Linked DNA regions of Homo sapiens: regions 2 and 3 are each linked to region 1. The links are chromatin loops, found by intact Hi-C in ENCODE. Cell type or tissue: heart left ventricle. All regions are shown on one strand. Region 1 overlaps DTNA (dystrobrevin alpha). Region 2 has its middle 130 kb from the start of NOL4. Region 3 overlaps LOC124904281 (a long non-coding RNA gene).

Region 1 (2,500 bases):
ATCTATTGTGGTGGTCAGTAAATCATTTGCTTGCTATTATGTAATGCACATCAAGTCTTAGAGATAATGCACAGCCTATGTTCATTTACTTATGTTGACCCCCTGCAACAGCTGCACACATGTGAGATACCTAGAAAAAAACAGGACAGAGGGTCATGTAAACTGATGTATTTGCCTTCCATTACTTTGGGCTGATGTGTTAACTCTGCTTTAATTGTAGTGCACCTGGTGGACATATGGAATGTCATAGAAGCATTGCGGGAAAATGCTCTGAACAACCTGGACCCAAACACTGAACTCAACGTGTCCCGCTTAGAGGCTGTGCTCTCCACTATTTTTTACCAGCTCAACAAACGGATGCCAACCACTCACCAAATCCATGTGGAGCAGTCCATCAGCCTCCTCCTTAACTTCCTGCTTGCAGCGTTTGATCCGTAAGCACCCTCTGAATGTCTGTTCCTCTCTACATGTTTGGCTTTCACTTCCTGTCTTACTTGGTCTTTTTCCCAAACAATTTTATATCTCTCTCTTTTTTTTTTTACTCTCTTTTTTCTTACAGTGGATGCTTATGTCAGTAAAGTCTCCATGTGTTTAATATAAATTTTAAATCCTGTGAAAAAGACTAGAGAGTAAAATGGTGCCAGAGGAACTTGAGGACAATTGTATTTTATGTGCTGACCTTTAGTTATCTCATCCCATGCTTCCTGGAAGCTGTGGATGCTTGAGAGGATTGCCTGTGGTGCGATTTAATGAAGCGTGAAGTGGGAGGATCTTTTTAACTCTCTTCTTTGCAAATTGTTTAAGACAGTGTTTCTGAGGTGTCCTAACAAGGCCCTACAGCAAACAAGAAAGAAATTGAAAAGGGTTTCTTGACTATCCCAGTCAAAGTAACTATGACTTGCGTTAAATGGACTGGTCAATTTAAGTGTTTCGATCATAAAATAAGGGGATGCTGTCCACAGACCACAACTGAAGCTCAGCTTCATTTTTGTATAATTTTCCCTTTTAGAATCAGAGAATTTCAGGGCTGGCTGAGATCTTAAAGGCTGTTCGTCCACATATCTCATTTTACAGATGAAGGAAATGAAGCACAAAGAAATTGTCACTTGTTTGGTGTCTCGCAGCATGTTAGTGGCCGAGTGGGGACTTAGGTGTTCAACAAAGGTTTCTTTACCAAGGTATATGTGGATTCCCCTGAATTACATTCTCAGCCTACAATTTCAAGAGGGCTTTTTGCCAATAGCCTCCAACCTGGACGTAGTACCACCCCCTCCACTTCCACTGCTTGTTTTGAATATTAAAAAGGAAAATTGCTAACCTGACCTTTCAGCAATCACATTTTGAGATTCTCAGAAGGTTTTACTTAGTCTCATTGTCTGGCCAATGCCTGGAAGTATTTACCCCCGCAGTGGAGATGTTCCAGCCAGGCTAATGTTATTTTGCAATTCACAAAAGCTACCAGCTGTCACTTTGCAACTTAGAGTGTTAACAGAATCGTTCCTGCTCAGTTTTTCCAGTGTGCATTATTGTCTTCGTGATATTTATATTTTGAGAAATTCTTCAGTTAAAATAAACAATTTTACAACTAGCATTCCAGGTTGGTAGAGTCTTTGCTTCGGCTGTGCACACTTCAGAACGAGATGTACAGCTCTAGCTTAATCACTATAGTAACTGGATGCTGGGGCAGGTAAAGAGGACTGTGGTTCCACATGACAGGCAGCAGAGGCAGCAGAATGGAACCTGGCCATGGCATTTCTGTAGTGGCATTTCTAACCTGGCCCTGTGACAAGAGTGTGGCAGCTTTCAGATTTGCCCCTAAAGATGTCAAGAGACTTATTTGTTAGAAATGTAACAATGGAAACTGCAAAAAGAGAAATATAATATCTCACTAAATCCTGGAGTACTGCTAGAGAACTCATAAAGAATCAAAGCCAAATAATCATTTGCACCCACTCCATAAATATAGACCAGAAACCAGACTAACAATAAGGAAGGGGGTATTTTGTGAGATATATAGGATTCACACAAATATAGTTAGATTTTTCACTTTTGGTCAGAAATATTTGCTAGATCACTTCTAAATATAGAGCTATGAACGGTCTCTAAATAGCTGCTGAAAATATAGCTGAATCATTTCAAGATTGATGAAAAGCTAAGTTTGACATCTATTCCAAGGTAAGGAACAATTCACAAAAAAGTTCAGAAGAAATCTTTATTTGGTGCCTATTCTTCGTATAGATAGGAAGCCTCCTGATGTGTACTTTCAATAATCTCACTGTAGTAGATTTATAAACACATCCACATAGACAAATTTCACTGCAAAGATTTATAAACATATCCATGTAGAGATCCTACTCTGCAGACACTTCTGCGTTTGCTCCTTCAGCGTAGCAAATGAGCATAGGCAGTCCTACTGACACTCAAATTTTCCATCTGATGGCATGGAATTTTGGATATGAAATGTAAGCCATCAGGAAGTACAGCTAACTGGATATGTAAT
Region 2 (2,500 bases), 440 kb before region 1:
AAAGTTGGCTTCATCCTTGGGATGCAAGATTGGTTCAACATATGCAAATCAATAAATACAATTCATCACATAAACAGAACTAAAGACAAAAAACACATGATGATCTCAATGCACGCAGAAAAGGCTTTTGATAAAATTCAATATCCCTTCATGTTAAAAACTCTCAATAAACTAGGTATTGAAGGAACATATCTCAAAATAATAAGAGCCATCTATGAAAACAACAGTCAATATCATCCATGTGGACAAAAGCTGGAAGCATTCCCCCTAAAAACCGGCACAAGACAAGGATGCCATCTCTCACCATTCCTATTCAACATAGTATTGGACGTTCAGGGCAATCAGGCAAGAGAAAGAAATCAAGCGTATTCAAATAGGAAGAGAGGAGGTCAAACTATCCTTGTTTGCAGATGACAATATCCTCTATCTAGAAAACCCCATAGTCTTAGCCCAAAAGCAACTTCAGCAAAGTCTAAGTATACAAAATCAAGGTGCAAAAATCACTAACATTTTTGCATACACCAACAACAGGCAAGCAGAGAACCAAATCATGAATGAATTCCCATTCGCAATTGCCACAGAAATAATAAAATACTTAGTAATACACCTAACGAGGGAAGTGAAGGACCCCTTCCAGAACTACAAACCACTGCTAAAATAAATCAGAGAGAACACAAACAAATGGAGAAACATTTCATGCTAATGGATAGGAAGAATCAATGTCGTGAAAATGGCCACACGGCCCAAAGTAATTTATAGATTCAGTGCTATTCCCATTATATTGACATTCATCACAGAATTAGAAAAAAACTATTTTAAAATTCATATGGAACCAAAAAAGAGCCCGAATAGCCAAGACCTGGGCACCCCTGTGCTCTTGGGAATTGGGAGTAGGCAGGAGACCTGCCCTCCTGGGCAGGGCTGCAGCTGTCCAAATTGTGGCTGTGGATCTGGGCCTCCCATCCCACAGAGCGGACAGAAGCTCTGCCCCCCAGGGTGCAGTTGCAGCCACCCAAACCAGGGCTGCCCACCCAGGCAGCCCTGTACTCTTGGGGGGCCTGGGAAGGCCCCCTTTGCCACACAGGCTCGAAGATCCCTGTTCTCACTGCCTGGCCTCTCCCAGCTCCTGGAACCTGCTCCAATCTTGGGGGTTGGGACCACATCCGGGCACTGTCACAGCCCAGCTGGGTGTGCACATGCTCAGGGCAGTACTGACATGCCAGCCCCCTGCTGCCTCTGCCCCTCCTGACTTTGGGCTCCCCTCTGGAAGGGGAAGCTAATGGGAGGTTGAGGGTGGCTGGGCACTGGCCTGCAAGTGCTCCTTGGTGCCAGCAGCCTGGGTACCATGGATGGCCACAGGAGGCAGACAGGATCCTGTGTGGAAGGGGGCAGGTCTCCAGTGAAACCCCATCTCCACGCCAGGGCAGGCCTGAAGCCTAGGAGGTGGGCTGGCAGTCCTGCACACTGGAAGGGGAGCTCATGATGCTTTATCCTGGGCCTGCTCATGGCTTCCCATGGACCAATGAGCATACACTTCCCTGCTCTGAGGCCCATAAAAGCCTTGGGTTCAACCAGAGCAGGGCAGAGGATGGGAGGACCAGCTTCAGAGAGGGGCTACCCTCTCTGCTGATAGCTGCAGAGGCTCTAGAATAACCTGCAGGCAGAGAGCAGCCACATTCTTCAGGGCCTCCTCTCTGCTGAGAGCTGCAGACATGGAGAAGACAAGTTGCAGAGACGAGCTACCCTCTCAAGGACCTTCTCTCTGCTGAGAGCTGAACACTTGATGGGATTATGATCTGCCTACAGAGAAGAGATACCCACTGCAGGTCTCCTCTGAGCTATTGTAACACTCAATAAAGCTCCTATCTATCTTGTTCACCTTCCACTTTTCTGCATATCTCATTCTTCCTGGATGTGGGACAAGAACTCGGCCAAAGGCACCTCTGGCCACAGATGTTTCTGGCCCCAAAGATCTCATAACACCAGTGCCATCTCAGTTTACTATTGCCATGGCAACACCTGGAAGCTACTGCCCCTTTCCATGGCAAAGACCCAGAAGTTACCACCCCTTCTCTAGAACTTTTGGAATAACTAACCCCTTAATTTACATGTAATTAAAGTGGTTATAAATATGAGTGAAGAATGGGTACACTGCCTATGGGGTAGCCCTGCTTCACAAAGAACAATATCTCTGCTGCTGCTGTACACTGCCGCTTTAATAAAAGTTGCTGTTGAACATCACTGATTTGCCCTTGAATTCTTTCCTGGGGTAAGTCCCAATTTTGGGGCTCTCCTGTCCTGCATCAAAACTACTCTATTCTATTTGGAAATCAATTAAAATCCTGGTGGGCCAGAGAAGATAACAACAGTCACTGGCTGCTGTTGAAATCTGGCATCCCTCTCTGATCCACTTCCACTCTACCTCACTTTTCCAGCTCCAGAACCATTCTGACACGGGTGAGATGCAGCCAAAATCAGGTTATCTCCCACTTGACTTCTT
Region 3 (2,500 bases), 150 kb before region 1:
CGCGATCTCGGCTCACTGCGACCTCCGACTCCCTGGTTCAAGCAACTCTTCTGCCTTAGCCTCCCGAGTAGCTGGGATTATGGTCACGCACCACCACGCCCAGCTAATTTTTGTATTTTTAGTAGAGATGGGTTTTCACCATGTTGGCTAGGGGGGTCTCGATCTCTTGACCTCATGATCTGTCCACCTCGACCTCCCAAAGTGCTGGGATTACAGGCGTGAGCCACCGCACCTGGCCCAGACTGGCTTTCTCAGGGAATCATGCTGCCTTGGCTCCAGTGTGAAATCTCTCTGCTTACAGAAATTCAGACCCTCCCAGAAATGTCACAGCAGCACTGCCCTGTCCCAAACTAACACTACCTGGAATTCATGTGAGTAACTAGCATGCCATAACTTAGCAGCAGGCTACTGCAAACATCTCTGAGTATTAGGTATAACTGGAAACAAACAAAAAAAAGGAATTTGACGACTATTTCTGGTAACATTCTGGAGACATGGCCAGTCTTTAGTGGGTACAGTGACTTTGTACCTAAGAGTGGCAAGATGTGTCATGGCTCTTGGTTCCTCAGGGCCTCTCCTGTGTTAACCATTGCTGCTTTTAATTATAATTAGAGCCCATGGGTTCTTAGCCATGGTGGTAAAGCACATACCCAAATATTTTGAAATCTTAATAAAAGAAGAATGCATGATGTTAGTTTAACTTTCAAAATTAACACTCATTAAAAAGTATGTGATTTGCATTAGCACATTCTTATTTTGTGATAAGAGTCTACAAGAATCACTCTTAAATTATGGCAGCAGCCTATCCCCAGTTCCTGGGCTTAAACACAATATGACAAAAGAATCATAAGCAATGTGTTAATTAGCCTGTTTCTGATTTTACCTTCAATTCCACATATTTCATGATTTTCAGGAAATCTGTTTATTCTTTATTATTCTCTGCAGGTGTTTTGAGAATATATTCATTGGGTAAACCAGAAATGTTGGCAACAAAATCCCAAGATCCAGTTTCCTTGTCTAGGCTCTTGGTCAGAAGCATCTGACCAGTATCCCAATTTTAACCTTAAACATATTTCAGATTATATGATAGAAACTGCCTTTTTTAAAAGCTGAGATTATGTTTTCTGCTCCACATTTTGAGGGTAGATGCCAACATGAAATCTTAATAAAATTATCATTATGTAATTCACAGCAATCAGATTGTATATTCCTTAATTACATGATTTGTTAAATATCCATACATTATTAAGCATCATCTTTTATACCTATAAAATTATAAGCTCCTGCTATATAATATAATCTAGATCTACCCGGCTAGAACAAAACTGTATAATTCATCAAAAATTACATTTTTCTTCAGCTGTATATTATGTTGTTCTCTCTAAATTATCTATCACTCTTATCATGGCCAATGTAATTGTGAGGGATAATAGAAAATGGGAATAACATTGATATTTTAAATAAAAAAAATAAGCTAAATCTCTTTTGAGTAAGTAGTTTCAAGCTTCCCTCACCAGATCGTGGCCCACTTATATCCTTTTATTGTCCTATTCACCCTCTAGTGGAATTCTTAGTAAGTAGTGGAAGTACATATAGAGAGAGTGAAACTGCAGAAATAAAGGAGATAGCCAAAAAGCCACAAAACTGAATAATTCATGGAACATGTAGGAGTCGACTGTATTATCATCAAGAGGATGTTTTTGTGAATGTTAATTATTTATGACTACTTGTAATGTTTATGTTTATTAGTTGAGGTACATAGAGAATAAAATTGCATAGCAGCTAGTAAAATAACTTTTAAAAGATTCCAGTTTAAACACACTCATTAGTTTAAAAGGCTTTCTGGGATTACAGACATTAAAACATTTAAATCTTACTAGGGAGTCAAAAGGCTCTCCAAGGATTTGTAGTCACTTAAACATCTCTATTTTTGAGTTACAAGTTTGGGTTAGTCACTGTTGATTTGTATATTTTTAATCATCAAGAATATCTGAGAAATATACAATTTGGCACCTCACTTTATAATCTGAAAAGAACAGCACTGAGGCTTAAAAAATTTTTTGAGCAAAAGAAGAACATATTTTTTAGTTCATTTCAACCAGTCTTTTTCCTTCAGCCTAATATGGATATAAAATGTAACTGGCATTAGCGTTTCCTAGTATTGCTGCAGCCTGCCAGAATGTTGAGACCTTTGCACAATGAATCCATTATTACAATAAATATGAAAAGACGACATAATATTCTAAACAGCTCATCACATTCTTTCTAATGTTCCCTGTACTGAAGAAAATATTTTAATGTATACTAAGTATTTGAATTTATTTTCAAAATAGTGAATTCATGCTTTCAATTGTTGCCCTTTAGGAGTCCTTAGTGCACATTTGTAAGGTAACGACAAACTGAATCTTTAATAATGATCGTAATGATCACTTTAACACTGGAAGAAAACTCAATGTTTTCCTAAGTTTCTCAAGGTCATTTTTTCACTCCATAGCTTTTC

What was found. Peaks named below come from ENCODE experiments on the same cell type or tissue, not always from the same donor. Only the 100,000 strongest peaks of a DNase experiment are listed, where the experiment ranks them.
Region 2: it touches region 1 in a loop (4-fold over the local background); 47 of 110 quality-filtered maps call a loop at or near these places.
Region 3: a loop joins it to region 1, with 2.0 times the contacts of the local background. A loop is called at or near these places in 11 of 110 quality-filtered maps.

What each region holds. Positions count from the first base shown.
Region 1 is chr18:34,793,817-34,796,316 of GRCh38, forward strand. It overlaps DTNA (dystrobrevin alpha), which reads left to right. Exons shown (of 23, transcript NM_001386795.1): 4 at 221-434. Among named protein-coding and RNA genes, the nearest start is that of DTNA-AS1, 27 kb to the left of the region's middle. In heart left ventricle, no CTCF peak of the experiment used is centred here; no DNase peak of the experiment used is centred here; H3K27ac peaks cover 474 bases.
Region 2 is chr18:34,349,719-34,352,218 of GRCh38, forward strand. No RefSeq gene overlaps it. Among named protein-coding and RNA genes, the nearest start is that of NOL4, 130 kb to the left of the region's middle. In heart left ventricle, no CTCF peak of the experiment used is centred here; a DNase peak (open chromatin) is centred at 1,183.
Region 3 is chr18:34,642,619-34,645,118 of GRCh38, forward strand. LOC124904281 (a long non-coding RNA gene) reads right to left here. Exons shown (of 2, transcript XR_007066335.1): 2 at 1-2,500. It also overlaps a transcript of DTNA not described here. Among named protein-coding and RNA genes, the nearest start is that of DTNA, 66 kb to the right of the region's middle. In heart left ventricle, a CTCF peak has its summit at 1,547; no DNase peak of the experiment used is centred here.